Linked DNA regions of Homo sapiens: all the other regions are linked to region 1. Evidence: chromatin loops called from intact Hi-C (ENCODE). Cell type or tissue: K562. All regions are shown on one strand. Links, peaks and the distances in the headings refer to the core of each region. The heading gives the core; the rest is flanking DNA. Region 1 holds the start of LOC105372738 (a long non-coding RNA gene). Region 2 holds the start of SAMSN1-AS1 (SAMSN1 antisense RNA 1). Region 3 overlaps SAMSN1-AS1 (SAMSN1 antisense RNA 1).

What was found. A loop is a pair of places that touch in the nucleus more often than their neighbours do. Peaks named below come from ENCODE experiments on the same cell type or tissue, not always from the same donor. Only the 100,000 strongest peaks of a DNase experiment are listed, where the experiment ranks them.
Region 2: it touches region 1 in a loop (2.7-fold over the local background); 4 of 110 quality-filtered maps call a loop at or near these places.
Region 3: it touches region 1 in a loop (2.1-fold over the local background); 7 of 110 quality-filtered maps call a loop at or near these places.

The regions. Positions count from the first base shown.
Region 1 is chr21:14,671,728-14,682,759 of GRCh38, forward strand. LOC105372738 (a long non-coding RNA gene) reads right to left here and starts at 6,872. Exons shown (of 2, transcript XR_937589.2): 1 at 6,751-6,872; 2 at 4,958-5,353. RefSeq lists a cis regulatory region at 5,867-6,263. In K562, for the core only: no CTCF peak of the experiment used is centred there; DNase peaks (open chromatin) are centred at 2,094, 4,227 and 6,024; H3K4me3 peaks cover 676 bases.
Region 2 is chr21:14,578,806-14,589,837 of GRCh38, forward strand. It overlaps SAMSN1-AS1 (SAMSN1 antisense RNA 1), which reads left to right and starts at 3,397. Exons shown (of 5, transcript NR_046512.2): 1 at 3,397-3,486; 2 at 6,557-6,733. It also overlaps a transcript of SAMSN1 not described here. In K562, for the core only: no CTCF peak of the experiment used is centred there; DNase peaks (open chromatin) are centred at 3,356 and 4,626; H3K4me3 peaks cover 1,320 bases.
Region 3 is chr21:14,597,978-14,609,009 of GRCh38, forward strand. SAMSN1-AS1 (SAMSN1 antisense RNA 1) reads left to right here. Exons shown (of 5, transcript NR_046512.2): 5 at 1-326. It also overlaps a transcript of SAMSN1 not described here. Among named protein-coding and RNA genes, the nearest start is that of SAMSN1-AS1, 21 kb to the left of the region's middle. RefSeq lists an enhancer at 4,684-4,823. In K562, for the core only: no CTCF peak of the experiment used is centred there; no DNase peak of the experiment used is centred there.

The DNA.
Region 1 (11,032 bases), core at 1,756-9,755:
GTTAGGTGTATGCCTAGCTTTTGTAGATATTGGCATATCATTTTCTAAAGTGATTGCATCCCATCAACAATGAAGGAGAATTCTAGCTGTTTCATATCACCATCAAATCTTGGTATTGTTCATCTTTAATGTTTTGTTCTGATGTGTGTCTTAACTGGGGCTTTACCAATATTGAGGCCCTTTTCATATGATTCTTAGCCATTTTGACACTATGAAATGTGTGTTAAAATTGATCACACATCTCTAATTAAGTTATCTGCTTTTTTTTTTTGTATGAGTTCCTTATTCTGTTGATAAGTAATTTGACAAATAAATACATGTTACAAAAATCTTTTCCCAGCCTGTGGCTAACTTCTCATCCTCTTAATTTTATCACTTTATAAACAGAAGTTCTCAACTTCAATGTAATCCAATTTGTTAATCTTTTTTTTTTTTTTTTGCATTTTTTGTGTCTTATTAAGAAATCTTTACTCATTTCGAAGTCGTGAAGATATTCTCCATGCTTTATTCTAGAAGTTTTATTGATTTAGCTTTTACACTTTAGGTCTGTGATCCATCTCAAATTCAGTTCTGTGTTTGATGTGAGGTAGGAGTTGAGGTTCTTTTTTGTTTTTCATTGATATATCCAATTAACCCAGCACAATTTTTTAAGAAGACCACTGATTCCTATAGAAATTCATGACACACTTATCATATCAAGGCACTATTTTAGCGTGGATATATTTTTGGAATAGCCATAATTCCACTTGTCTTTGTGCAAATATTATACTTTCTTAATTACTACAGCTTTAGAGTAAGTCCTCCTATCTGGTACAGCTCTGCTGTTTTTCCTTAATAATATCTTGGCTATCTTAGGTTCTTAAGTATATATTTTTAAAGCATTAGATTAAAAATCTAAAGAAAAGTTTGAGTTTCATTTAGCCACTGACTACACATTACCTCATGAAAGAATTTAACTTCCCTTTCTGTTTCCTCACTTGTAAAATGTGCAGTGCTTGAATTAGACAATCCCAAAGACTTTTGCATTTGTGATTTTCTGGCCCAATTCACACAGAAAGGGACAGCAACTAATATTCATAAATAAACCACAGGAAACCTCCATTGAACGGATGATGGCCTAAATGCAGTCAATTTTTTTCTTCACAAATGTTATTTCACATTTAAAATAATGCATTTTGAAACTGGGGTTAGAGACTACTTGTTTAATATAATATCAACAGATTTACAAATTCATTGTATTTCTAATTGCCTCTTTAAAATGTGACAAAACACATTGCTTTTATTGTAAAATTTTGATAATATTCAAAACATTGGCTCACATATATTTCTCTATTCCTAGGACAAAAATGAAAGTCTGCAATAATCAGCACCACTCTACCTCTCCAAATAGGATCTTTAACCCAAACCCATCCTCTTCATTTTACCAGACTTATACCACAATGCCATAATTTGTTTTGCTCTCAAAATTTTCCTAATTCCTCATGCCTAAAATATTCTCCTGCTTTATTTTCACCAATTCACACCTAATAGTTTCTTTACAAATCATATCTGCCTGTCTTTCTTGAGTCACTTTTTTCTACTCACTTTTGTACTTTGTACTCATCCACCTGCACTGCATTACATAGTCTATCTCTATACACAAATTTATTAAACATTTTATTCTCATCTCCCTACTTAGATTCTAAGCTTCTATTTTGAATGGTCAGATGTGGAGTACTGAGTTTAGTATTATGCAACTATAGCTAGATCTTTGGGAAGAACACTTAGGTTGTGAGTACCTCCTCTGTGCCAGTCATGTGTTCTCTCATTTCACGATAGCCCTGTGAGGTATATCCGTCTCATTTTTAAAATGAGAAAATGATATTTATTAAAATTAGGTAACATCCTCAGTGTCACTTGTAGCATCTGAGCCTTTCCTGCCATCATGGAAATGGGGATGCTAACAAATTGGCTCAGAAGGCCCAGCTGACCATTGGGATGGGGAGGAGGGGGTCCTACAGGGCACAGACTAGGAACAAAGGAGCGCTTCTTATCAGAGACAAGAGGCACTGGGGCCAGAAAAGCAGACTAAGCAAGAAGTGATACAATCAGGTCAACGTCTGGGCTGAGAGATATAAGATAGATGCCAAAGCCAGAGGAGCAGAGTGTGAAACAGGGAGATAAAATGGAGCAGAGCCTGCTTTGAAATGCAGAGATGCGATTGAAAGAGGGAGGATGTACAGCAACAGAAAAGGCAGCAGGTGATTAATAGGCATTTTCTGGATGCAAAAATTAATAAATAAAAGAATAACTTATAAGGGATAAATGAGAGAGTGGCAACAAAACCATATTTAAACATTTGCAACCTGGGTAACTGGCAAATTATTAGTATGATTTAATAGAATTAGAGAATTCGGAAGAAAATGAAAGCTTGAGTAGTGCACATCGAAATGCATTTTGGATGGGACATTTAGCCATCAATGTTTAACAGGCAATTGAAAATGTATGGAGCTCAGAAGAAAAGTAGATACTGGAGTCTGCAGCTTACAAAATGCTTTACAATATTTTACCTTATTCTCTAAAATAACTAATAAAAAAACTGGGGTTGAGAAAAGTTGAGTAACCCCCACAAAGTGGCACAGTTAATGGGTGGATAACCTAGAATTTGAATTCAGGCTTCTTACCATAAAGTTGAGTGACTTCCCCAAAGTGGCACAGTTAATGGGTGGATAATCTGGAATTTGAATTCAGGCTTCTTATCATAAAGTTCAGTGGTGGATAATCTAGAATTCGAATTCAGGCTCTTACCATAAAGTTCAGTGCTCATTTTATTACATTTTACTGCCTTTCATATAAGAACGAGCAAATCATCTAAAGAAAAAGAGGGTGTCAGATACAGGATTCTATTTGGGCTGCAAATATGATAATGCCTTATGCTAACGTGCATAGCTTCGGGTGACAACAAACTGAAATTTATCAAAAACAGGTTGACCTCCCCCTTGTGAAGGATTTTTTTTATTCATTCCAAGAGTTGCTTGCTTATTGCAATTTTGCCTGCTGGTGTGGACATAGCTGAGAGCATCACCTGCCTGCCAAAAAAAGTAAATATGCTGGAAGCTGTTAAGTGGATTAAAACTTGGTACCACAAAGTAGTGCCCAATAACATAGTCAGAAATTCCACCTCAGCCAAAGATGTTCCTAAAAACTCAAAAACAAAAAGGAGAGGAAAGAACATTTTAGGAGGATTTATGAGGTAGAAGATACGAAGAAATTATACAATATACAAGCAAAGAAAACAAATTTTTGAAAATTTGCCAGATAGCTGGAAGCCAAAATTGTGAAAAGAAAAATCCCTATGAGAACTGCTAGTTTTATAAAATATTCTGGGAATTTAAGAAAAGGTAAATTAAATAAATTATGCATTAGTTATATTATAATTATGCTGCTGAGCTGGCATCCTTATTTTCTCCAAATTCTATCAATCAGTCAAAGAAAGTCACAGTGCATGGTCAGATTCAAAGTCACATTGCAATGGATGTAAACACAGACACCAAGAACAATTGCAGTCATTTTGTTGTCAGCCTGCAACTACCAGTAACCAGTGGTTTGATTTCAGGCAGTTCATTTCTCTTGGCCTCAGTTTCTTTATCTCCAAGATATGACTTAGGACTTTCTCTGTAGGATTCCTTACACTCCTCTGTTCCTAAAGCAACAACTTTCAAAACTGCCTTACAGGCAAATTAGAGGACTTTTCTGTATCTCAAAAAATACATATATATATAAACAAAGTGACATGTAGTTGCTTCAGTACGTGTAAAGTTACTTATTAAAAAGCAAAAATGCCATATAGAACATAAAAAGTGAAATAGGAAGATGAAATAAAATCAAACAACATTAAGTTACTATTGCAAGTCGCAAATGATTGAAGATGGCTTGTTTAGCTGTTTGCCAACACTAAACCAAATTGTCCACTTCATGTCCTAAATGGCCCAGCTTGGCACTGGATCATAACCCATATTCCACTTTATAGATTTTTCTTCATCAGTAATTCAGGGTGTGAAAGTGATCGATATTAGAATTACTCAGACTGTTAATATCGTTTAAATTAAATGGTTAATTGCTTCATTTTCTATTTTACTTGGACCATGAAGATTGAACCAATTTTATGAAGCCCAAACTTTAGACAAGCAGGTAGTAAGTGAAGGAAGTCAGTCACCAGCCAACAGCACTTCCTGTTTTCATATGCGGATAAGCAGACTCTCGTTAGAAACCCCAACTGCCAGAGAAGACAAAATGCTTTACTTCTCTCAGACTGACGAGGAAACAGTGGCTAACATAGAAATTGTTATTGTCCAGAAATAAAAACAAGCTTTCTTTAAATGCTAAGGAAAAAAATAAAGATTTAGTATTTTCCTCTGGTTTCATTTGCAAACATCTGTATGCACTGTTTTTCTTCAGGATACACAGTTGAAATGTCATATTACTGGAATCTGGAGATCACTTTGATTAAATTTTGCCTTGCATAAAGCAGGCTAAAAGAAGTTAACCCTAACTGCCTCCACCAATAAGAAAGAATGTATCTGAATTCAGCACAAATGGAAACTTGTAATGTTCTACAGTCAGGTGAGAATGAGGAAATGCTCAGATCTAAAAGGAGCTGTTGCTGTAAGGAAACCATTTCCTTGATATCTGCATGTTCATCATCTTAAGTCTCAGGCCCCCAGACAGCTGTCTCTTCAACTTCAGGAAATTAGACGCCAAAAAGAAGACCTGAAAAACTGAAACATGCTAAGCCTGTACGTTGCACAGGGGCCAGGCAAAACTATATTTAGGATTAATTTTGAGAGCTCTGGGTGGTTTTTGTTTTCTGTGTTGTGTTGTTGTTTTTAATTTGCAGGGAAGCCTGGATGTTAGAGTGATTCGTGTACACATCTTAGGTAGAGAAGCTAATAAGTAGATGTAAAGAAGTAAAACCGAATTCATTAAAACCTAGAGCATTCATTGACTTGTTTATTGCTGAGTGCTGAGTAGCAATCCACACACGGTGCAGTATTTATTTTTTTCAAAACAGAAACCCCCATAACCTATATGATGTTAACAAAGGGAAATTGCAAAACAATAACAAAAAAAGCATTTTGGAAAATAAACTCATTTTCTTCGCATTCTTCTTTCCATTGCTTCTGAAAATGTTTGAAAATCAGTAGCATTATAAACTTTACAGTCTCATTTCCCAAATTGGCTTTCTTCTTTTTCTCCTCCCAATCCTTGGTTATATTTGTCACCTTCTGTTTCTATAGCACATGGCTGAAGACCTAGCATTGCATCTGCAACAAGTACTCTGACTTTCTTCATGAATATAAGTTTACAGGAATGCCTGTATAAAAAAAAAAACCCATAGTAAGAGATTACAAATATCACATCCCTCTTAAATCAGCTTCCTGACTTCCTTTATCCCTTCATGGGTCTGGTATGTCAGCAACACTTGACAATGTGAGGTTAAACTACTTGCTCTGCTTATGATCTCATTCCCTCCTGCTATCTCTTTCAGAACAAAGACCTTATACTATCAGTTGATGAATTTTCAGCCTCTTTGCCTCTACCTGTTATATCACTGCCATCTACACATCAGCTCAAGCCATTCCTGTCTTTAAAAAACACCATCTCTGACCTTAAACCTTCCTCCATTAACCATCATTCTCTTTTTCCTTCCCCTGAAAGCCATGTTCTTGCAAAGACTAATTTATAATCACTTGGTCACTGCATTTATTGTTCAGTCTACCATAATTAGAATTATGTCCCATCATTCTATGGAACGTGATTTGCTGAAGGTTATTAATGATTCAAATTTTTCCAATCTAATACACTCATTGCGGACATCATCTATCTGGAGCTGGTAGCACAGTTGAGAGAGAGCTTCTTTACTCCTAGAGCTGGCTCCTCCCTTGAATGGATAAACCATTCTCCTGGTCTTGTGCTATCTCTTGGACCGTTCGCTCTCAGTCTTCCCTACGGCCTCAATTCAGCTGACTCTGTCTACTGCTTAACATCCCACAGCCACCACTGCTGTCTAGCTCCACTCCTCGATCCCCAGTCCTGGAAACCAGTCTTTGAAATCTTCCCTTTACTCTGGCAATTTTCTCTTCACTCGTCTTGCTGCCTCTATTCTCTTTCACATCCACTTTATCTATCCCCTCACTGTCAGCGTGATCTCTCAAAATATGATGAAACTACTTTTATCTAAAACCTTTAAACTCCTTCCTGGAACTCCTTATCATGTTCCCTTAGCACAAATTTCCCCAGTAGCAACCCTGAATAAGGGTTTACACGCTGATAGTTTATTTGGGAGCACAACGAACACCAACAAGGGAATGGGGAACTGATACACAGACAGGAAGGCAGGGAAGACTAGAGCTTAATCCTGCTACAATATCCTGGGGAATTGCTACAAAACTCATGTCTCCGAGTTATCCTAATGAAGGGAGAAGGTTGTGGGATACATATACAACAAATCTAGTCAGTCTGCTTCTGGGTATGGGGGGACTCACTTCCGCAGCACTTTTGGGAATGGGACGGGGGGACTCACTTCCTTCAGCACTTCTGGCCTACCAAGAATGGCCAGAGAACCTTCTAGAGATCCAACAAAGCCCCAAGGCACAGCTTGAAGTTGGCCCTGGAGCACAGTGAACTGGGCAAGGTACAAAGATATGGTGAGACTCTGACAGAATCTCCAACACGTGGCTTACAAATTTTATTTATGTCACATTATCTTACCCTATCTCTTGTGGCACCCTGACTCGCCTTCTTGCACACACCGTAGGGAAAACCTTGGATCTTGCATGATGTATTGCTCTGCTCTAGTCTGTGCATCTCTAGAATGCCCTTCTCCTCCTTGCTCACTGGTCAACACCTGATAATTCAACAGCCATCTCAATTGTTACCTCTGTCACAATCCCTGTCCTGAAATTCCGGTGGGTACTAACCAATGCTTCCCTTGAATTCCCACGTGCTATGCTCATGATTTGATTCCCTCCTGCTGTATAAATATCGATACTACAGCCTTGAACACTTCCCTGCAAGTTATGTTGCTGTATGCTGCTAAATAAGCCTTTGGTGCTAAAGCAGTGAATTTAGGTCACAGAAGCTCCAAATATAAAAATAAGATGCTGTATTTCAGGTGAGCAATTACTCCCATAACTATTTGTAGTGAAGTTGCCTACTATACTGATTTACCTTGTTGAGCAAAGTAAACCCCTGAACATATGACTAAAATTCAAAGGTATAAAAGTCAAACAATAGAGTTGGACCTTATAAGAAGAGTTTCATCCCAAGAGTTAAAACATTTTATAGAATTTTCAATTATACTTTGCCCTTTGGAAACACCCACTTTTATGACATAATAAAAAAATGCAACAATAAAAAATGTTGACATAATTGGCCAATCCCCACCCCTACCCACACACCCACACTACATACAAGACAATGATGGTGTAGCCCGAAAGAATCTCATGACTGTGGGACAGCCCTACTTCACAAGGGCTGGTGATATTCCTTAGTTAGAGGATGACATGCATTCTGCATTTGACATATGCAAGATGGATCAGGGATATTTCAGTAAAATGTATGAAAAAGCAGGTTGTGTGAAAATTGAATGTTGCTATAGCAAACAGCACTTGGATTATATTAAGGAGGAGTCTCTGGAGGTTAGAAGCTTGTCAAATTATTACTGTCAGAACAAAGAGATCAGCATGGCCTCTTGAAGCCAAAGTCAAAAACATCAATTTGAGAAAAACTGGATAACAAGAGGGGTAAACACATTTTTTTTTATTGAATTACCTCGTTTGCATGTCGGGAGGGCATATTTTGAACTAATTTTATGGATTCTCAGGCCCTTCAAGGTACAATGGAAAGAACGTTAAACTTGCAGTAAAGGATTGTATTAGTCCCTTCTTGTGCTGCTATAAGAAATACCTGAGACTGGGTAATTTATAAAGGAAAGAGGTTTAATGGACTCACAGTTCCACATAGCGGGGGAGGCCTCACAATCATGGTAGAAGAGGAAGGAAAAACAAAGGGGCATCTTACATGGCAGCAGGCAAGAGACAGTGTGCAGGGGAATTCCCCCTTAGAAAACTATCAGATCTTGTGAGATGTATTCACTTTCATGAGGACGGCATGGAAAGACCCACCCCCCCATGATTCAATTACCTCCCACTGGGTCTCTCCATGACACGTGGGGATTATTAAAATTCAAGGTGAGGTTTAGGTGGGGACACAGAGTCAAACCATATCAATGACCGTGGCACCTACTTGCCTGCCAACTCCTTTCAATCAATAGCATAATCCCTTCCTTTTAGGAACTGGTCAAGGATCTAATTTTAAGTTGTCTTTTTTTCAATGCCCTGTCTCAAGCCCAACCAAAGCAAGTGATATTAAATAGGGAAAGTGTAAAACAATGGTATGCAACCTCACTGCACATTAGAATCACCTGGGGAACTCATAAAACCTATGGATGCCTGGACCCATCCAAGATTAATTAAAAGAGATAAAGCCCAGGAATTTTAAAATTCCCTCCAGGTGATTCCAATGTGACTTCAAGTTTATGAACCACTGACCCAGCGGCATAGGCATCGCCTGACAACTTGTTAGAAATGCAAATTCTTGGGCAAAAATGCAAATTTTTGTTTCAGACTCACTGAAACAAAAATCCTGTGGGTGATGTCCAGAAAGCTGTGTTTTAACGACTCTCCAGGTAATACTAATACTAAAATTTGAGGACCCATGTCCACCTATTTTCACTGATGCTTTATCTGCGTGTTTTTAATCTATATTCTAGCTCCCCAGAGAAATAGCTAACAACCTCACATAGATATTATGCCTAACCTTACACTTTTACTAAAGTTCACTACAGAAACCCAATGAAAAGAGTGGGCTATATGTGATTTAGAATTCAAAAGCCATAGATTCCAAAGCAGTTTGCCCATTTGCTAGAGAGGTTACGTTCAGCAAGTTCTTAAAAGTCTCCAAGTGTCAGTTTTCTCAGCTTTCAATGAGAGTAATAGTAGTACTTATAGCAATGAGCTGTTGGGAGGAAAAAATCAGAATACCGACGTAAAGCTCTAGTATAACGTCTCATATATAATAGCACTCAGGAAAGGCTGGCTCTATAAAGAAACTTTCTGAAAATTTGAAAATATATAAATAAATAGAGAAAAACCTGGAAAAGATTGTATCAATTAAAACAAATCATTCTCAGGATTTAAGACTAGAAAATATCCTGACCATATTAACTCCTATTAGTCTATGAAAGATGTACGATAGCTCATTGTTTCTTTCCCATCAGAGGTGGTTAACATGAAGGTCAGAACTGGGCACCAAGCTATAAATTGGTAGTAACTTTACTGAACTTAGTTATTATTTTTTCATATTACATGCACTCATTTATAATATAATTTAGCTCCTTATCTGTAATGTTTGTTTCAAAACAAATCTGTGTATTATTTTAAGAAACCACAAATCCTTTTGAAACAAAGGCAAAATGTGAAGAAATGATTAATCGTGTTGCCTTAGAAAAATCAAGAACCATGGAATACTGTGCAGCCATAAAATGAATGAGTTCATGTCTTTTGCAGGGACATGGATGAAATAGAAACCATCATCCTCAGCAAACAAACACAGGAACAGAAAACCAAACACTGCATGTTCTCACTTATAAGTGGGAGCTGAACAATGAGAACACATGGACACAGGGAGGGGAACATTGCACACCAGGGCCTGTTGTGGGGGAGGAGAGCAAGGGAAGGGATAGCATTAGGACAAATACCTAATGCATGTGGGGCTTGAAACGATGACAGGTTAATGGGTGCAGCAAACCCCCATGGCACATGTATACCTATGTAACAAACCTGCACATTCAGCGCATGTATCCCAGAACTTAATAAAATAAAATAAGAAAATCAAGAACCACTATGTCCGTATCTCATAAAAATCTTTGAGTCTGTTTCATAATATTCCTTCTTGGGGTAAATTTTGTTGCTAGAAAATTTACTTTCAATGGTCCCTCTTTAACAAAAAACAGTAATGCTCACTCTTTTAAAAAAATAAAGTAAAAAAAAAATTATTTCTGCCAACCCACCAGATTTCACAATGGTAATGTGGGCCAACCACAAATCAGTTATTGTGTGCTCCTTCAATGTTCCCCTCTGTGTATATTTGAACTGAGATTACTAAAATAGATAAATGTGCATTTTTTATTTTATAAATAGTTTGTACAGCTCTGTATATAGTATTCTTTGTCTATATGTGTGTTTGTATTTAAGGATATGTTTATGTTTTTCTCTCTCTAAATGATAGAATTGTGGATTTAATTTTCTACTTTCTAATTGCTGTATTTTCAATTGTTTTCTGAAACAGTATATGTTGCTTTTTAAATCAAGGGAAAATACAGATAATTTAATGCTTTTTAGAATTTCCCATTAAAATAATTTCCATTCAGGAACAAACTAGAGAACAGTCTGAGAATGTGTGATGGTTGTTGTCATCCCAGTACTCCTATTCAGATGACAGGCCTGATTCATTCTCCTGCAAAGAACTTCTGTGTATCATTGTCTGGCATGCGCTTAAGGAGTCGTGATTCTCTGCCCATGTTTTCACAAAAGTAATTCTCCACTCATACTTTCTGAAAACTCTCTACCTTACTATATGCAAGTTGGGTGGATATTGTGTGGCACATGGAAAACTCTATTGTTTTGCAAAGAATATGGGAGAAGATCATTTAGGAACAAAAATGCTATTAATTATTCTGTCAGATATACAGGTGAGATTTATGTGAGTTTAATGTTGTCTTTTTCTCAGCTGTGCTATCCCTGACCTAGAATTCTAGAAATAATAGATTGCTAGATAAAAGGCTGATCATGCATCTCCACATCTACTTTTTGCCAAGCCTTTAAAACTAGGCCAAATATCTTACTCTTTCAAAAAGTTGTCACATTATAAGTGAAAGCTCTAAAGAAAGGCTTTTGTTTTACAGCCTAGATGACTGAGTGTATCTAACATG
Region 2 (11,032 bases), core at 1,565-9,564, 93 kb before region 1:
AGCTCCATCATATCTGCATATCTTGGCACGTATATTTTTAAAAATATAATCACACTCTTACCCTTTTAAATTGCAAAAATGTCGCCTCTGACTACCTGCCATTAATAGTAAGTAACATTCATTACAGAAGCACATCTTTTCAAACCCCAACACTGCCTCCTTTACATTCTATAATATGAAAGTTAAATAACCTAAATAATAACCCTGCAATTACTATTGAAAAAAATACCAGCTATGCTAAAATGAAACTGGATATTTTTCACTTGTTGTTGTTATAGAATATATGTGTAGAATACAAAAATAATAATTTGCACTCATCCAACTTCTTTCACTTTAGTGTCTCAAATCCCGGAGTGTAAGTGGTCTCATTAAGTTTACCAAACCAATTTAACTCTAACATGCTCTTGAACCCTCTCTCCAAGTCCACTGAGGCTTTTCTGTCACGAATGCTGAACAATATCATCTGAAATTCTGAGCATTCTGTAGATATGTTTGACCTTCTGCAGATAAAACTCACTTAATCGTTAAGTTATATATTAAAATAGACAAAACTACCTAAATAAAAAAGAAAAATATGACTGTTGTGTATTTCCCTACACCTACACACATCCACAAACACTCACATGTACAAAATAATTTATCTATAACTGGATTTATTAGAATGAGGAAAGCTTTGGCTATAAGAACAGCTAGAAAAACAAGAAGAAATATGCTTTATCTGGATCTATGGAAACAAAGTCCATTGGTTTCTAACCTCCATTTATTTAGGCAACAAGTGCTACTCAAATATTTATTTATTTATTTCTGTTCTGCACTTCATGTTAGAAAATGCTCACTTTTTTTTTTTTTTTTTTTTTTTGGAGGCAGGGTCTCACTTTGTTTCCCAGGTTGGTCTTGAAATCCTGGGATCAAGTGATCCTCCCACCTTGGCCTCCCAAAGTGCTGGGATTAATGGTGTGAGCCACCACACCTGGCCACTTCTTCAGATATTTATTGAGGACCCATTACATTATAGGAACTATGGAGGATACAAAGATAAGTTATTCATAGGAAGTATACAAATACTGAACTAATTCCAGCACAAGTGGAGTATGGTTAAGTTCCATGAAGATGAGGGCAGTGTAGATATCATTTAGCTCTGTATCTCCAGTGCCTGATATTGTGAATAGCAAATAGTAGGTTGGCAGGATGTGTTTCATGGATATGGAATGAAAGAATAATGCCCTCAAATAATGTAGAAGTTCAAAGGAAGGAGGGACTACTTCTGCCTGGTGTTACTCAGAAAAGCTTTCTAGATGATGAAGTATTTGATCTGAGTCTAAGGGATGATGGGATGGGTTCTAACAGAGAGAATTCACATATCAGGCAGAGGCCATCACACTGTCACAAAGATAGAGGGAAGAAAGTGTGAGACAGCCTTTAGGAATAGCAAATCATTCAGTTTGGCAGTTCGGCATAGGAAATCAATAAGGTGGGGGTAGTGCACAGATAAGACTGAAAAATTAGATTGAGTCCAGACTGATGAAATCCAGAAATGCCAAGTTAGGGAGTCCAGATTTTATTCTTGAAGAAAACTCTGACTATTTGTGTTCAGATGCCTATACAACAGCTTAGCCACTTGCCAAGGAGTCATCAGCCTTGATCCTGCTTCTGAAGATATCAGAGGGAGTCATCAGAAGCACGTCCTAATTATATTACCAGCTACTCTCCAAGAAGCTACTCTAAGAGAAAACCTGCAAAGTGCAGCAGTCCCAGAAAAGAAGATGAAGATTAAAGAAGAAGGAGGATATTTAGAAATGATTAATGTTGGTCAGTTTCATCAGTTCGAAGTCTGTTATCAGATACCTGTTATATTTACTATGGCACTTTGAACACAAGTTACTTTAATTCTAGTCTTTGCAGACTTAATGCACAAATCTTAAAAGGCAAAAAAAGTTCCAAGAGAAAATATGCCTTTTAAGAGACCTCTAAATATGTTATAAAATGTAGCTTCTGTCTAAGAAGAGACTGATTCTTTGAGGAAAATGGTAGAGAGTAGGCTCCCTGGATACACAGAATTGTCCCATTCATTCACTGAAAACACACATGACCAGAGGAGCTGTAGGTAAAGTTATAAAACATGCCTTGAGCAATTTACAAGGAAATTGAAAAAAAAGTACCACTCTTAAGTACTAGAAGATTTATAATATTTGACTTTAGCTTCTTGACTATTTCCATTTTTTAGTTAAGAAAGTTAAGATTAAAAGGTTTAAATAACTTATCCAAGCCCAAAAAAAAAGTAGCACAGCCAGAATCCATCCAAATTTGTTTGACTCCAGAGAGCATACTCTTTCTCACGTATCACATAATAGCCTTAGAGTCTGCCCTCGTATATGGAAAACACTCTAATGTAGTAGCTAAAAGCAGGAGCTCTAGCTAAAAGCAAGACCTAGGTTATAGGTCTTGGCTCTACCTCCTGTTAGCTGTCTGACTTTGCACCTGTTACCAACTTTTTGTGCCTCCATTTTCTCAACTGTAAAATGAGGGGAAATAATATTTCTTTTTTTTTTTTTTTTTTTTTTTTTTTTTTTTGAGGACGAGTCTTGCTCAGTCGCCCAGGCTGGAGGGCAGTGGCGCGATCTCGGCTCACTGCAAGCTCCACCTCCTGGGTTCACGCCATTCTTCCGCCTCAGCCTCCCGAGTAGCTGGAACTACAGGTGCCCGCCACCACGCCCGGCTAATTTTTTTGTATTTTTAGTAGAGACGGGGTTTCACCTTGTTAGCCAGGATGGTCTCGATCTCCTGACCTCATGATCCTCCCGCCTCGGCCTCCCAAAAGTGCTGGGATTACAGGCATGAGCCACCGTGCCTGGCCAAAAATAATATTTCTTAAGGTAATATTTCATAATGTAAGTCCTTACCTTATAGAGTTGATGTGAGATTTAAATGAGATAATACATATAAAATGCTTAGGAAAATGGCAGGCCCAAATAAAATGCTCATTAAAATTAGCTATTATTTTTCAGTGAAATTTCATTATAATTGCAATAATTTAGACAGTTCACTTCACATTTTCTTGATCTCAGTCAACACACGAAGTCTTCCTTCAATCAAAAAGAAATCCCTGGAAAAATTTTATGCAGTCATTAATTTGTACACAAAGGAATATATGAAATGTTAATATGGGTAAAAGTCACAAGAGTTTGGTTGCTTTTTGGAAAGACAACTCTTGCTCTGGTAACTTTTCTGAAACTGATAAATTTCACTGATTAGCACTTTTGCTATCTGTTTCTTTCCCGACAGTACAAAACCCCAGATAAGATGACACATTTCCGTAGTCTGCAAACTTACCCATGAATGTAGGAGATCCATATCTGAGCAGGAAGACTTGAGACGTGTGTGGCGAATACAAGAGGAGCAGTGGTCCCAGGGTCCAACTTGTGCTATTTGGAAATCAAGACATGTCCAGAGAGGGTTTTCAGGAAAAGGCTTCCAGTGATGCCACATGTAAGCTTCACCTTCATACCAAGCTAATTTATCTTCCAAGTTGCAGTTATTTAAAGTGCTGGATCTACCCAGTGATGCAGAAAGAGTATCCAATCTAATCTCCATTTCTTCCTTCCTCCTCGTGCTAACACTATTCACTTTCTTTTCTCGGGACTTGGTTAATTTCAAACAAGAAATCAACGTGTCATCTTCATCTTCTGAATGACAAAGAAATAGGTTAAAAACTATGATTATAATTCTTCACATATAGGAATTATTCTTCCATTTATATAAGAGAAATAAATACACTGCAATGGATAAACCAAGAAGTCATTCAATTTTATAAAATTATTTACAGCAGCATTTATTTAAAAAGCAAGTTATTTTGCTATATAAAATTTTTTGTTTTGTAAAAGTCGCATTTTTCTGACATTTTTGAAACCATAACAATTGATTAAATTCTATCTCACTGGAAAGAATGGAGGCCACATACAAATAATATGCTGAAAGATATTTGAGAAAAAAATACAATTAAAAAACCCACCTCTTATGTTTCTATTCTTAAATATTTTTTTAATTTTTAAGGTCATGTGTATAATAAAGAATTATAAGGAAATAAATAAAATTATTTGCCCTACTTAAAAGAATAAAATCTCAGTGGTTTGGACTGAAATCCTACTGACATTCTGAAATTGTCTATTTTAATATCAATCTACCAAGAGATGTATGGATGCAGTGTGTCTCACAGTGAAATGGTTTTCAAAAAACAAGAACGACAAAAATTTAAAAAAGCCATATCTGTAATACCATAAAGTTCATTTGTGAGATCTATATTTACACAATGTGGCAAAGACTCTGATGAAATTTCTAGTAATGTAGAAAACAGTTACAGAAAATAGAAATATATATCACCCAGAGTCAATTGCTCTATGTCATGGAATCCCTTTAAATCCAAACGTTTAATGGGTATTTTTAAAAGAGTTCGATTACTTAAGGCATGCTATTATAAATAAATAAATGAAAATCAAAGTTGCATGCCATGGACATACCAATTTGTTATGCTTACATCAAAATTCAAATACATTGTTTTCTATGGCCAAGGAATGGCGACAGTGGACACTGCTGAGCTTCCTCCATTGCTCTCTCTCACTGTGTCTCGGAGCCCGGTCTTGAAGGCAAGGAGAAACGGGGCGGTGCATAAATACGGGGTAAAATTCAGGAACAGATGGGGATGTCTGTTTTAAAATAACTTGGCAATAAAAAAAAATCCTCAATGTTTAATGATTATCTTAAGACTTTATCAAAATGGGCTTCATTAACGTATGCTTCCTTAGTTCTCCCTCAAAGGAGTTTTAACAGCTTATTGAGTTCTTACTTACGGAGGTTTATTAATGTCGGTTTCACCTCATCCAGATTCTGCACTCTGGCTTTCTTAGTCCAAACCAGTTTCTGTAGTCGCTTTAATGTCCCCATTGATTCCACAGGGTCACTGCCTGATTTTATGGCCTAGCACAAACACAGCTCAAGGTAAAGACAAATTATTCCTCACAAAAGATTAAATATAAAATATGTTGAGATCATAAATGTGGAAAAATTAATAATGTGACCTTAAAACCTGAAGCCTGAGTCAATTTAAGCACTAACTTGAAAGCACACCATACTTTTTGGGTTCAAAATTATAAAATATGTTACAACTGGCCAGGCATACTAAAGCAGAGTGGTTTTACCATTTTTTTTTTTTACTTCAAAATACAGCAAAATGGATTGAATTCAGAAATATCTATAAATGACTCACTCCTGCCCACTGTGAAACAGCGGAAAAAAACAAGATCTTTGCAGTGTAATATAGATGGAACAAGAGGTTCAAAGTTGCTATTTGCTAGTATTGGAATAGACTGATAGTATACAAAGTCTACCTGCTAATATTAGATAAAGCAGAATTTAAATAGTCTTCATTTTCTTTTTGGAAATTTGTGGACAAACAACATTTGTTTCAAGTATGAAAATTTTTCAAATAACATACTTTTAAAAAAATAGCCTCTTGCTTTCTAGAAGATATGCACTAAGTGAAACAAAAGATAGCCACAGCATACCACATCATGTTTTAGAATATGTGTCACTTGTTTATTATGACAAAATATGGACAAAATATAATTAACATTGCATTAATGACTCTTGTTTTCTTTAAAAGATTCAGGAATGTTTCCCACTAGTTTACTGTTGAATTTGTATTTATACAGCTTTTACTTATTATCTTAAGTATAGTTCCTCTTAAGGATTTCAAAATACTTTGGAAATTAACTCTTTGTGTGCTAAGTTTTATAGGAATTGATAAAAATCATTGTGTTCTGTTGAATTCACTAGATGTGATGTAATACATATAGGAATACTTTTTCATCCAGAAAGTTCTAGACTCAGAAATATTTCTCCACCTGCTTTTGTCTCATTCTTTCCATTGAACAGCTGATAAATAGCATCTACAAAGACACTGCAGTTTTCAAGAGGTGAATATTTGCTTCCTCATTAATGTTTGAATGAGACATATTTATAATAATGCTTTCCAATCCTTTTAAGGAGACTATAAGCCCAAATAAATGTTTGGAAGTAAAGGATATCTGACATGCAACATTTCCAATCTTTATACTCAGCTGTTATCTTTGTTCTTTAAGAATGACTTTGCACAACCAGTATAAACTTGTTGATCTGTCTCTGCAAAATAGCACTTACGTAGGAAATGTGACGTTTTTGTCAGAGGAACCCTACCTTTTTGCATTAAATAAGTGGGAAAATATTGAAATCATTTTAATCTTTCAGAAAGGACTGTGATGAGATATGCTTAGAAGCACAAAATCTTCCCTCTCTTTCCAAAGGCCATGCTCTGCTCAACACAATTTCTATTGCTGTTTATTTTTTTGTATTATTTCTCAGTGTTTCTTTTAGTGCTTTCTGAGTTACTTGATTTTATAGACCCTTTACAACTCAGGAAAGGCCATTTTCTACTCTTTAGACCCTTTCAGAAATAATAAGATGACATTGCACAACCATTTTTTCTTTGTTGTGCTTCTATTCTTATGGCAACTTCTTGTTACAGCCAAAGCTTAATTGCTCCACTGAAACACTGGCAACAAAAATCGTCTTCTCTTCTCCCTTTGTGAAAAAGGCTTTCACTTAATGTGGAGAAAGGTATTATATACCAGGGAAATGGAACTTTGTATAAATGATTTTCCCCCAAGAGGAACTAAAGCATTTGGAAGGTATCTGAATTCAGGTAAGTAAGATCTCATGTCCTAGAGGTTTTAAAACAAACTGACCTTTCATTATTTTGTTCACATTCTATTGTAGCCTTTTTAAAGCATGATATTGTTAATTTTTGTATCTTTATTCACTTTGAGTTACTGGACATCAGTCTACTGCATTTTATTTATTTTTAAAAATCCTATGTGCCTAGGATTGTACATGGCTTAATAAATATGTACTGAATGTAAATACAATCCTAATTTTATACATGTTTTATATACAAAATGGAGTATCCATAGTACATGTTTGATACTAGACTCATTACTTTCTAGTAGCAAATTATTTCTGGACAACCTCCTCTTGTTAATAGGTACTATATATCCAAGGGATGAAATTTAGAGTTAATATTATTATAAAAGGTATAGAATCATTACAACTATGTATTAAAAAGAAAATGTATTCAGATTAAAAATACAGCCAGGTGCAGCAGCTCATGCCTGTAATCCCAGCACTTTGGGAGGCTGAGGTGGGCGGATCATGAGGTCAGGAGATGGAGACCATCCTGGCCAACATGGTGAAACCCTGTTTCTACTAAAAATACAAAAATCAGCTGGGTGTGGTGGCATGCACCTGTGATCCCAGCTACTTGGGAGGCTGAGGCAGGAGAATTGCTTGAACCCGGGAGGCAGAGATTGCAGTGAGCCGAGATCGCACCACTGAACTCCAGCCTGGGTGACAGAACGAGACTCCATCTCAAAAAAAAAAAAAAAAGAAAAAGAAAAAAAAAGAAAAATCCTCAAATATTTTTCAAATAATAACCCTATTTATCTCAATTCTCTTATCCATTACCTACATATTTGTACTGAATGTGATTGATTAAGTTTTATAGTAACATACCTTTTAAATTTTAAATGTGTTCTAAGAAGATTAACCCATAAATTAAACCTAGCATTCAACAAATCAATAAACTTTTATTTGAGCACCTAGTAAATGCCAAGCACTATCTCACATTCTGGGGATATGGCATAGAGGAAGTAATATGAGATCACAGTTTTTATCAAGTCTAATTCTAGAGGGAGGTGACAGGCGATAAACATATAAACAAGTATATAAACATAAGAATGTGACATAAGAAATGCTGTATTAATAATTAACAGGGTGATTAGTGAGGATGCAAAAAGAGGGTTTATTAATATACTGATCAGGAGGAGCTTCACTGAAGATACTAAAGCTGAGGCCTGAATGATGAGAAGGAACCAGATATGTGAAGATTTAGAGAGGGTTTAGAATTCAGCAGATGGTCAGAAAGAATATTTCACCTGAGACTTGCATTGGAGAAAAAGTCAGCCAGGCAAGTAGCAGAGAGAAGAGAAGTCTTGGAACACAATACAGTTTGCAAAGGTTCTAAAGCTGGAATTTCTGGAAGAATGCTTAGTATGTGCCCATGAAGGGAAAGAAAGGAAGAGTACCAAGAGATGAGCCCAGAGAATAACAGAGATCCTTCCAGGAAGCTTCTGTAGAGCAGGTTGAAGAATATGGAATATCTAATCAGAGGGTGATACAACTTGGTTTACAGTTTTGTTCTTCTCTCTCTACTGAATTTTGATTTTCCATTTCAATGGACTCTTCCCAATAGCATTCAAATGTGCTTCATGTTATTCATCTTTACTTCACCATCTTTTATTTACCACTTTTTCTATTCTTCTTTGATCCTAGGCATTTGTATCAAAAATGTGAACTATGTATGCTTCCTTTAATTCTATTAACTTCTCATCCTTTTAATCTATCTCATCTATCAGCTTTCATCTCTACCATTCCCTTTTAATTGTCATTTTGATCTAATGAGCCATTCTTAAACTCCTTTACTATTTGATATTCAGCAATGTTGACCACAGTGACCTTCTGGAAACACTCTCTTTTCTTGGCTTCTGTGACACCATGTTCCTCTGATTTTCCTTTTGCCTTTTTTGGCCCTTCCCTCTATAACTCCTATATGCTGACACCTTCCTTTTCTTGAAATTAAATTTTGAAATTACTTAAGGATTAACCCTGGCCTTTTATCTGATATCACCACCATTCTCTTCTCATGTGCATGCATGCACACATACCACTTTTAATATCACTTATATGCTAATGACTCCCAATTTATTTCTTTCCCCAGGCCTCTCTGCAGAGCTTCAGACTCACATATCCAACTATGTATTTAAAACAATTTTTTTGTTGTTTTATCCATCACCTTATTTATTTATTTATTTATTTTTTAAATTTTTTTTATTACACTTTAAGTTTTAGGGTACATGTGCACATTGTGCAGGTTAGTTACATATGTATACATGTGCCATGCTGGTGCGCTGCATTAGGTATATCTCCCAATGCTATCCCTCCCCCCTCCCCCCACCCCGCAACAGTCCCCAGAGTGTGATATTCCCCTTCCTGTGTCCATGTGATCTCATTGTTCAATTCCCACCTATGAGTGAGAATATGCGGTGTTTGGTTTTTTGTTCTTGCGATAGTTTACTGAGAATGATGATTTCCAATTTCATCCATGTCCCTACAAAGGACATGAACTCATCATTTTTTATGGCTGCATAGTATTCCATGGTGTATATGTGCCATATTTTCTTAATCCAGTCTATCATTGTTGGACATTTGGGTTGGTTCCAAGTCTTTGCTATTGTGAATAATGCCGCAATAAACATACGTGTGCATGTGTCTTTATAGCAGCATGATTTATAGTCCTTTGGGTATATACCCAGTAATGGGATGGCTGGGTCAAATGGTATTTCTAGTTCTAGATCCCTGAGGAATCGGCACACTGACTTCCACAATGGTTGAACTAGTTTACAGTCCCACCAACAGTGTAAAAGTGTTCCTATTTCTCCACATCCTCTCCAGCACCTGTTGTTTCCTGACTTTTTAATGATCGCCATTCTAACTGGTGTGAGATGGTATCTCATTGTGGTTTTGATTTGCATTTCTCTGATGGCCAGTGATGATGAGCATTTTTTCATGTGTTTTTTGGCTGCATAAATGTCTTCTTTTGAGAAGTATCTGTTCATGTCCTTTGCCCACTAAGCACAGTCAGAACTGACCTCTAGAACTATGCTCCAAATATGATGCTCATCCCATCTTCTTCAACTCAGTGAAGGCCATCTTCATCCACCCAAGTGCACATTCCATAACTAAGAGTTTCATCTATTCTATCTTCAAAATGTATCTTGAATGTCCATAACTAAGAGTTTCGTCTATTCTATCTCCAAAATGTATCTTGAATGTTTCTTTTTCTCCATCTCTATTGTTACCAATCTAGTTTAATTTTCTTTCATTGAAACTACTGTCAAGTCTCTAATTGGTTTTCTTTTCACTTTTGTCTTTGTAATTTAGAGTCTTCTTTGAAAGATATAAATTTCCATCAAAATGGTAATTATATGTTAATGTAAATGTAATTTTTCATATGTATATATTTAACATGTATATACTATGTATTTCATATATTTGTGTCTATAAACAGAAATATCTTTTAGTTCATTTTGCTCACTCTTCCTTAAGTAATACAAAAATTTTGTTAGAAGTGCTTGGTTAAATATATCTCATTTTCAGACACTTTGCTTGAATATTAATATTAGAGAATACTTTTTAGAAGATAGCATCAATGAATTATTGAACTGGATTAGTCCTACGATCATATTTTATGAGCTAGGATGGAAATTATTAGACATCTAGTCTACCAGGCTATATAAAAAATGAGAAAACTCAGAGAAGTTAAGTGGCTTACTCAAGGAAAGATAATTTATTAATAATAGAGTTGGGATGGAAATCAAGTATTCTGACTTTTAATCCAATGTTCTTTCTTACAAGATCTTTAAATGCCAGCATAATTACTAGTTATCTAGTATTGACAGCCAAATTAAGACCAACCAAATTCAGGGAATTTATTTGGAGGTTAAATATGGCTTTCCAAAACAGAGGATAAGTATCAGGTACTTTCAGATTTATAGGCCTATCCTCTTAAATATACATAATTAAGAAGGAAATATATAAATATATGTGTGTGTACGTATGTATATACCTACATATATTTGCTGGAAAGGCATTTAAAGCTTTTAAATCTCTCTTGATTTTATCACTTCCTTTTAAAGAAGGAAAATTTAGGCTTATGGAGACTAACAAAATCCAGATTGCGTTATCTGTCTGAATTATGTTCTCTTTACTCCACTAATGAAAAGATAGCTGAATAACACGTCAGACTTGAATGAAGTAAAAAACAAAACAAAACAAAGCAGAAAACCCTTTGTTTTTGCTCTTCTTCTTAATTTCTGATTTGGAAAAA
Region 3 (11,032 bases), core at 899-8,898, 75 kb before region 1:
ATTCCATGGCCACCCCTAACTACTGGGGAGGCTGAGAATTCAAATGCTGAAAATTGCAATCTCCATAGTGAAAGACACGAAGAAAGAAATTGATTGAAATGGGTTAATTAATTCAATTAGCAACACTTTTTCTCAGCAAAGGAGCTGAGAAAGAAAATGTTTTGGTTCAGTCCTGGGTAGGGGTGCTTGACAGTGCTTAATATCACCAGCACTGAAGGTAATAAATATTATCTCTCTTTTCTATCATGAATATGAATGATACTCTGAAGGCTGAATGCAACCTCAGAATTTAAGTGAGAAATGAGGCATGCAACACTTTTGAAAATATATTAGCCCAAAGTCTGTATTACTGCATATTTTATTCCCCTTTTAATATGCTACAAAAGGTTTGAGCCATCAGCTGAATGCTGCCAGAGAAGAACAAACAAGAACAAGAATGCAAAAATAAATGCTGGGAGTCAAGTTTTCCCAAGATGTTCTTTATAGTTGGTGTATGATCACATTTCTAAGCAGACTGCTTTGCTTCAAGCTCTACCCATCAGCACTTCTTCCACAAGCCTGGTTCTCCAGGAAGTTTATCCCGGGCTAACTATGCAGAAATATACGTGGGGCAAAGTGGGTACTGGAGAAAGCATTCCATGAACTCCTTCTTTTGCCCTGCTACCTGATTCTGTGTAACTTCTTCCATGCCTGAGATCTTCTCTTCCATTTTGAGAACATGAAGGAAACATGTTTGCTTAAGTACGTTCTGGTTGGGAATTAAATATTTAATTCTGATCATTTTTAGTGTCTGAAATATATTTCGTAAGCATGGTCATATGATAATTATAACTATAAAATGTTTTACATTCTACAAACTTTATCCCATGTTACTAATATTCAGGAAATGATCATAGGAAAATATTTGCACTAGGATACTATTCATTATTTTAACTCTTTCTATTTATACATAGTTTTAAGAAATTCTACAATGAATTTATATCATCTTCATAATAGGGAACAAAAATAAACTTCACTTTTTCCATGAGGCTGTTGTCTTCCAAGACCATACCTAAGCCAAGTTTGGGTTTATAAAGTCAAAATCATGAGATATCCCATCTGTGAACAAATACTCATGGCTATAATTTGGACGTTTGTTGTTTCCAAACTTCATGTTGAAATTTGACCCTCAATATTGGATGTGGGGTGATATGGTTTCATTGTGTCCTCACAAAAAATCTCATCTTGAATTGTAATCCCCATAATTCCCACGTGTCAAGGGCGGGATCAGATGGAGGTAACTGGATCATGGAGGCAGTTTCCCCCATGCTGCTGTCATAATAATGAGTGACTCTCATGAGATCTGATGGTTTTATAAGCATCTGGCATTGCCCTTGCTTGCACTCACTTCATCCTGCCACCCTGTGAAGAAGGTGCCTGCTTCTCCTTAGCCTTCTGCCATGGTTGTAAGTTTCCTGAGGCCTCCCCAGCAAGGCAAAACTGTGAGTCAATTAAACCTCTTTCCTTTATAAATTACTTAGCCTCGGGTATTTCTTCATAACATTGTGAGAGAGGACTAATACATGGGGCCTAATGGCAGGTGTTTGGGTTATGGGGCTGAATCCTTCTACAATAGGTTAATGTTCTCCCTCAGTGGTGAGTTCTCACTCTATTAGTTCCTGCGAGAGCCAGTTGTTTCAAAGAGCTAGGGGTGCACCTCTCCCTGCCTTGCTTCCTCTTTTGCCTTGGAATCTCTGGGTCCCCTTCACCTTCAGCCATGAGTGGAAGCAGCCTGAGACCTTCACCAAATGCAGATGCCCAATCTTGAACTTTCCAGCCATCATAATTGTGACCCAAATAAACCTTTTTCTTTATAAACTACCCGGTCTCAAGTATTTCTTTATTTTGTTTTTATTATTGTTTCTTTATTTTGTGTTGTATTATTGCAACACAAAATGGACTAAGACACTCACCAACTCTCTTGAATTCAAGAGTTTCATGGTTTGTGTACTGAATATTGTCACATAAAAATACCACTTCCTAGGCTCCAGTCATGACGATCCAGGTGAACAGGAGTATGGCACCAAAGTCTGCCTTTTTAAGTAATACTCCAGTTGAGGCTGATACAGACAGTTCTCAGATACACTTGGAAAAACACTTATCTGATAGTCATTTGTTCACTGATGGAAGGCCAAGTTTCATGCCATAGTCCACTCTTATGCACACTGACAAGCCACTTTGCTACTCACACCAGCTTCTCCATTTGACAGTGGCTGCCTCTCTTCCCCATCTTTCAACAGATAGTTTGCATCTCCTTCTCCTCAGTCACAAGGAGTTAATAAATTAATATTTTGCATAACACTCTTTGTTAAACTATTCTGTCATATAGATAAGTGTTTCTTAGTTAAATTCAATTGAATGTCTACTGTGAATAAAATTTAGATAAGACCAGTGCCTACTCCCAAACGACGATTTTTAGATTAGATGGCTCCTGCTTGTCTGTCACTAGGTATGAATTCCTTCGATCTTTAGTGATACACTACATGTCACAGTTGAATGGTTACCATTTGGAAGCACCATTTCTTGCCCAATTTTAACCTTCAGAAGCATTGTTGTTAGGGTAAAGATTTATCTTTAACCATTTTATTCAAAGAACTTTCTATGTTACTTTCTTCTTTCCACGAAACGGGTCTATTTTTCTACGAAAAACCTACAGAAGGATTTCCTCTTGGCAGAAGGCATGTCTAGTGAGCTATTCCAGTAAACCAGCTGTTATTTTTCTCCTGGCCAGCAGACAATGCTTCACTTAGATATTATATCTGAGGTCTCATCTGAATTTAGGAAAATGAGACTGCTTGTTTCAGAGATAATCTTCCAGCTGTGCTTGTGCAAGTCTTATTAAGCCCTTGAAAGAGTAAGAGGAGAAGGAGGGTGAGGGAGAAGAGGAAGAAAAGAGGAGGAGCAATGACAACAAATGAATTTTTGAAAGTATGTCTTAACTACCAGACATAGAACTATAGTGTTTTAATGACAGGTCTCACTGAATCCCATGAAAGTACTGAGATATTTTTTATAGATGTATTTTACAGATGATAAAAACAGAGGCAGAGAGAGTCTAAGTAAATTGCACAATGCCACATAGCTACTAACAGTCAAAGCAAGATTCAAACTGAGCTCTGTCTGATATCAGAGCTCTCATCCATGCACTGTGGGAGAACCCACTGGGAGATACTACAAGGGCAATGTGTTATCACATCTTGTAGCATAGGCCTATCACTCTGGTAGCATCAGAGCAGTCAGCAGAAACTCTAGTGGATCAAAATCATGATCTACCATCTAATTTATTGGAGGGCCTCCAATAGCCTCAGGAATCAGGCTGGATTTAGGAATGTGAGCCCCCCCTTCCTCACCAAATCAGCACTTTATAATTCATATGCTATGTACCTTCTATCCACTGCACCGAAGAAGTTCAGTTCTAAATTTTCTAATGAAACTATCAGAATGATTAAAGAGAACCTCATGGCTGTCAGAGAAAATATCAAAAGTCAGTCTGATGCCTGAATTGGCCTTGTTGACTCATATATCCTCTCTTGTTACAGGGTGAATAGCAAGTATTTGGCCATTGATTAATGTTACATTACTATTATTAGTGAGGCCAAACATTCAGACTTTTTTAATTATCCAAACTCCTGGGCTAATTAATGCAGTTTTGAAAGGGATTGGTCAGGACTCACAGTTTATGTTTTTATATAAGTGTTTAGCATAGGTCTTGACAGGAACATCCCAGTATATTAATTTAATATTCCCAGAGTTACTTATCAAAAGGCTGTACAACATGATGTTTTGCAAAATCAAAATAGTTTATTATCTTATCATCATTGAATTTTTTTCATTTATATTTCAATTCACAGGGACATAAGCATATCAATTATAAAGCAACCTATAATAACTAAATAGAAACTAGCTAAAAGGCTGTGTAAGTATTGTACACTATGCCTAATATATTACAGAGCTGAGTAACAAGACGATTTTCACAAAACACGCAAATGCTGATTATTCACATTACCTGATAGGAAGTTCCTTGTAGAGTTTTTCCTTGATAGGTATGTATGTTGTTACTTAGAAAATCATCTTCATTTAGATCTAAGAAAAGAGATAACTGTTACATACAGAATATCAGACATTACAGGATTTAGGAAGTTTCGGTGCAATTTAACACTCATGTTTTTATTTAGTCTGTAAGACATTACATTGGCTACGTCAAAAATATTTTTTTTTGTTAAATATATGCTATTTTTCTTTTTTTTTAACAAGAAACAGATCAAAATAAAATAGAAATTTAACAAAATAGGGATGCCGCTGACCATCTGTGTCCCTGAGGAAGTGATGGAAATTCACTGTGACTCCCTTTCTTGGTAATAATAGGATTGTGGACTAGCTACAAAAGCCACTTCTAACTTCAACATGCTATGACTCCATGCAGTTATCACCTCACCTGTTTCTATTAAACTAAGCTTTCCACCCCTGGCATTTTGAGCTTCATTAGCTTAGGTCTTCTCAACATGAATTATTTATGTTGAAATTGTTCTATGCATGCTTTAGTGAAAGCTTTGCAATGTAGCATCCATTTGCTTGCAGCTAAATGAAACCTTTTCAAATGCAGCAGCACTTCCCTTTTAGCTCCTGCAAATGGGAGCTTCATTTATTTAAGTCTGAAATATATGGTATGTTAAAAGAGGACAAGACTTTATGGGTCACTTAATCCAAGCCTCTTATTTTACAGATAAGGAGAGTGCAACCCAACATCACCTGGTCAGCAGACCAGGGCCGTTTCCTTTCACTTTCACTCCTATTTACTTGCAACCATTGCTTCAGTTTTCTACTATTCCTCATTCTCATATTCTGCAGTGGAAGCAGGGACAGGCAAGTCCTATCCTCCATGCACAGTGATAAATAGGTGCAGATTTTTCTCCAGATCTCCATCATAGCTATAGTTAAAAGATATGTTAAATTCACAGCTCAGTCTCAAAGTTATTTGCACCAATAACTTAATATTTAAAATGAGAGTAACCATACAACAGAATTCCAGAAAGTACCTAAATTTTAAACTGAGCTGATTTTTTGATCTGGTTCTTTGAATCAAGAATTTATGTCACAGGGTCAGGCTGCTAGAAGCTGAGCTTTTGCAGCTTGGTTTTTAGTTTCTGAACTGGGAAAAAAAAATATTGCCTCCCCTCTTATTCCTTTCCATCTTGTCTCTTTTAGTCACCTTTTTACAGGAATTTTGAATGACTCCTTCTATAAGCATTCTTCTAGGTGTAGAAAAAGAACAGTAAAGTGGCCTCCTGTGTTCTAGAATCTGGAATCAAGCTGAGAAAATAAGATACGAATATGTGCAATGCACTTTCATAACAACACAAGGCAGAAAAATGAGTGATTCACACACAATACTATGGAGAGAGACCACTATGACTCAGAGAACTTGTGGAAGAGACAAGGCCAGAATGGAAGCTTGAAGAATGGATACAGTTTGAAAAAGTGGAAGGAAAGGAAAAGGTGTAAATATAGCAGTGATTCCATGAACCCTGGCCTATTATGCAGCATAAACGGAACATGTTTAATTAAGTGTAGAGATTGAGGCTGGTTAGGCCAGAGGGCAATTCTGGATATAGAGTAAGAGGAGGTAGGGCTGGATAGGTGACTGAGGCCAAATTGTAATGGGCCCTGAGTACCAGATGGAAGAATTTGGGCATAAACCATTAGACCAATGTTGTAAATATAAATATCTACAGGAATCAAATATATAACTAAATGAAGTTAATTAGATCAAGAAGGCAATGGGAATTCTACAGTGAGCTTAAAATCCAGCTCCACAGCTAAAGAGTAGCCATGGCTCTGAGCTCTCTCAGTTGAAGTCACCTGAGACTTTGGGTCCTGGATTGGAAATTTCCCTCATGTTTTTCAAGGATATACAAATATACGGATTTTAATGTAAAATTTCCTGATTTTTAAAACGCCATATGGCCCCAAACAAGCTTTTCTTCTGAATAAATTCAGCTATAGAGGTACCATTTTACAGCCCCTGCTGTAAAAAATGGGGGACCTTTAAGGGCTGGGACTAAATTAGGCACACTTAAACCTTTGGTGTCTGGTCTTACACGTTTTTGTTTATTTATGATTCCCAAATATTACTCTCCAAAAATGTTTTATAAAGACAGAATCTATTTGGTCCTAAGTAGCAGCAAAGGCAGGAGTTGAATTAGACAATATGCAGGCTATATTTTCCAAAGTTGGCCACAACCATGCCTCCCATTCCGTGTGTTTTTTTGCAAAGTGACTTTCCCATTCCATCAAGAAATGGAGTCTAATTCTTCTCCTGTTGACTCTGGGGTGATCTTAGTGACTCACTTGTCACAGTAGAGTGCAGTGGAAGTAATATTTTGTGACTTCCAAGGTTAGGTTAAAGAAGCCTTGTATAAGCCGGGGGCAGTGGAGGACCTATATCCCAGCTGCTTGGGACGCTGAGGCAGAGGAATGCTTGAGGCCAGGAGTTTCAGATCAGCTTGGGCAACAGAGTGAGGCCTTGTCTCAAAAAGCAAAAAAACAAAAAAACAATTACAAAACAAGAAACCTTGCAGCTTCTACCTTGGGTTCTTGGGATGTTCATTCCTTGATGCTTCTTCCTGTGATGTGTGAAGCTCCCTTGAATGTTGCACACACTTGAAACCCAACCCTGAGGCTGGGAGAAGATGGAGTGACATGAAAAGGCCACATACATGTTCTGTAGTTGGCTGCCCGGCTGAGCCGGGCCTAACCTAGACTAGTTGTCAGACATGTAAGTGAAGGAGCCTCTGTATGACTCCAGCTACCAGATGTCGAAGTCCTCCCCAGTCATTCAAGTCTTCCCAAATGAAGCCTCAGACATCACATTGTGAACCAGTTCCCCAAATGAATTACTGATCTGCAAGTGTGTGAGCCTAATAAGATGTTCTTTTATACTACTAACTATTGGAATGGTTTGTTTGCCACAATAGATTATCAGAACATGCATGAACTACATGGTAGATTACCAACATCAATGTGCATAAAAATATGCCATCCAGCATAAAAATTGAGATTACAAGTGCCCTTCAAATACAGAGGCAGCAAGGGATGATGTAAAAAAGTTTTTATTTCTAATCAGCTTTTAGGTTATTCTAGCATAGATACTTCTGACCATATTAATTTTCAAATAGGCAACCATAATCTCAGGAAGAACTCCTCTGAAGAACTGAAGGATCCTAAGATTCATTTGTATAAAACACTAGAAGTCTAAGTGGTCTCATCGTTGAATTCAGAAAGCCTTCCTCGGCTATATGAGGCATCACACCATGCAGTGGGTACCCTTTCCTCAGGGAGTTTATTCCCATCTTGTAAGCAAGCATTTAGAGGTATGAAGTAGGACTTCCCTCTGGTATTCCTCATGTAGTCTAGTTTGGCCAGAGTTAAATTACCTGCTCTTAGGAAACAAGTTTTTCTAAAATTAAATGTGTGTTTCCTGAAAATTAACCAGAATGGTGAATATATTTGTGAATTTATACCATCTTTTGCCATCTTAAAATTAAGCTACTTGGCATCAGACCAACAAAGAAAAATAATTAATAAGATCTTGAAAAATTAAGCCAAAATATTTATATGCTTACATTGAAGAGGCTGGCCAAATGATATTGACTAGAATTCAGGAGAGAAATTAGGTTTCAAACCAATGGTAATTCAAATGGTGGACTAGAGTAGAAGGCCTTAAGAACACCTCTTCTTTCCCACTGGGTTCCTCCTTTTATAATTAATCTCATTAAGCCATATGTAAAGAAGATTTATTTATTTATTTATTTATTTATTTATTTATTTATTTATTTATTTTTTTGAGATGGAGTCTCACTCTGTCGCCCAGGCTGGAGTGCAGTGGCGCGATCTGGGTTCACTGCAAGCTCCGCCTCCCAGGTTCACGCCATTCTCCTTCCTCAGCCTCCCTAGTAGCTGGGACTACAGGCGCCCGCCACCACGCCCGGCTAATTTTTTGTATTTTTGTAGAGACGGGGTTTCACTGTGTTAGCCAGGATGGTCTTGATCTCCTGACCTCATGATCCGCCCGCCTCGGCTGCCCAAAGTGCTGGGATTACAGGCGTGAACCACTGCGCCCGGTCAAGAAGATTTATTTTTAAAGTAAGTTTGCAGCAGTATAGATGAAGTTAATGTTTCTCTTATTACTAACATTGTTTTCTGACTTTGTCTGGTCCCTCACTTCCCTTACTAACATATGCCATTTTTCCCCAGCTTTTTCTTGTGGAATAGTCTGTCACAGTTACACTGATTGATTGAAAAATTTCTGAATCTCCAAATATGTTTTGTTTCCTTTTTATTATTTTTTAAATGTTGATTTATTTTTATTCTTTGTACTTTCTGGTATAAAATATGAAAACTCTGTTCTTGAAATTATCTTTAATTAAATCATAACTTAATCTTAGGTAAACTCCAATTCACAGATTCAAAAGTTTGTTCTTCTCAATTCTTTTTTATAAACTCAAGTCAAAATAAATTTAAATATTTTAAAATGGACTTTAACTTACTAAAATAAATATTATAAATATTCTTCCTATCTATGATGCTGAAAATTTAACAATTAACCTGAATTATAGATTAATTTCTCCTCACACCTAAGCTATGCCAATTTTTTAGTTGTAAAGTCCTAAGCATTCAATTTATTCTACATTATTTTACAGATGTAGTCTCTTTTAATAGAACAGATGTAGGCTTAGATAAAAATCTCCTTAGAAGAAGGAAATGGACTAGATAAACTAAAAATATTTTGCATCTGGAACTCAGCTTATTCTGATAAATTTGGTCTTAACCTATATAGTACAGTCATGTTGTTGAGCTATGGATTAATACATCAGACAGAAATCTTAGCTAAATATAGCCTATGGAATTTTTTCATCAGGTCCCAATACTCTTTAGGGCTGAAATGCTATTAATATAATGTGTTAATGTAGAAATATCATTTTGAAATTGAAATTGAGGAAAATTACTTTTTTTGGCCTTGAATTTTATAAGATTGCTTAGGAGTTAATGTCACTCCTACAGTTTATTTCCCTATATATTTTCTTCTATTTTATTGAAGCCATCTTTACAATTTCATTAGTATCTAATAAAATCATGTGGGTTGTGGATGACAGCAATGATGTACTTTCCTATCTTTATCTCACTGAACTCCACAGACTGCCTATCCTCAGGCACAGGAAACTACTCTTAAGTAGTTATGCAATTAACAGCTAAAAAGGAGTGTTTAAAATGAGAAAGAAATATTTTAGGTTGATACATAGGTCACTAATTACTTAGAAATACTCTGAGCCTTCCAAATGAAACCACTATACCCATAAAATTTGAGCCTACAACTTGTGGTCTTGAATTTCTCCCTTCAATTTATAATGTTACAGACAGCCTTGGTCTCTGGCCATCAACTCTTCCTAGCATGGCATTAATTTCTAGGAAATGTCCAGTGACTCAACTGCTACTACTGAAATGTCTGCTGAGGTTCTTGGACACACACATGCACACGCACTCGCTGAACATGCATGGTCACTCAAGACCCTGAGAAATATCAAAGCTGGGAAAAATTCTGTAAAGCCTTTCTTTCTTCCTTCTCTGACAAAGCAACCAGAAGTAACTCATCTAAGGTCAGGATTCTTTGCTGCTTTTTCAGTGTAGCTATAATAGAATTCCGTGCCTATTATTCCCAAATTAACAAAACAAAACAAAAACATACATAAGAGAAAGGTAGTTTTAGGAAATAGAATGCTTGAAGAAATTTATGGAAAAATTTACATCTAAAATAATCTGTAACACCATTATACCTTCTTTATCCATAGATCAACATACAATAATCTAAAATACAACATGTGCTTATAGAAGGATTAATAGATAAATGGAATGGCGGATGAATAGAGAAACTGATAGACAAATGTTTGATTAACTGACTGAAGGTGTGGATGCATATAGCTGGCATCCATGTGGTAAAGACAGAGTCCAATCCAAACATGATAGAGAGGGAAGTGGAGCAAAGTGGCTGAATAGAACCCTCAGTAATCATCCCTCTCACAGGAATACCAACTTGAATGGCTATTCACACAAGAGAGCACCTCCATAAGTAACTAAAAATGAGGTGAGTGATCACAATACCTGGTTCTAACATCATATCCTTGAAAGAGCCACTAAAAAAAGTAGGAAAGGTGGTTTTGGATTGCTGACTCCACCCTCCTCCTCTATCTCCTGGTAGCATCCTCATGGTGCTGAGAGAGAATATTTGTGCTTGGGGAAGGGAGAGCAAAGTTATTGTGGGACTTTGCATTGACCTCAGTGCTGTTTCTCACAGTGGAAAGCAACACAGGGCAAAATTCAGCTGTCCACTACAGGGGGAGCATATAGACTTGCCCCCACATTCTGACTAGCCCCTCCACAGTGGGCTGAAGCACTTTGGGGTCCTAAGTAAACTTGAAAGGCAGTCCAGACAACAGGGCCTGAAATTCCTGGGCAATTCCTGGTGCTGTGCTGGGCTCAAAGCCAGTGGAACTGAGGTGCACATGATCTAGTAAGATATCAGCAGGAGTGGCCAAAGGGATGCTTTCATCACCCCTTTCCCAATCCCAGGCAGCACAGCTTGCAGCCTCGGGAGAGACTCCTTCCTTCTGCATAAGGAGAGGACACAGGAGAGTGAAAGGACTTTGTCTTGCAGCCACAGTAGAATAGGGCACTAGGCAAACTCCTAAGGTTCCCAATCCATTCTTCACTCCCAGGTGAAATTTCTAGACTCTTGAATCATCAATAGCTAAAATAATCAATTTTTTTCTCATTCCAATAACACTTGGGGGTGAATACCAAGCAGATCAACTTTTGATACGGTTTTTCATCTTTGTAAACTCTTAAGACTTTCTGTTTTATTACTTGCCTTCCCAAAGTTAAGTACTTTTAATTATGAAATTACATACTATTAATATGTTATTCTATACCTGACTCCTAA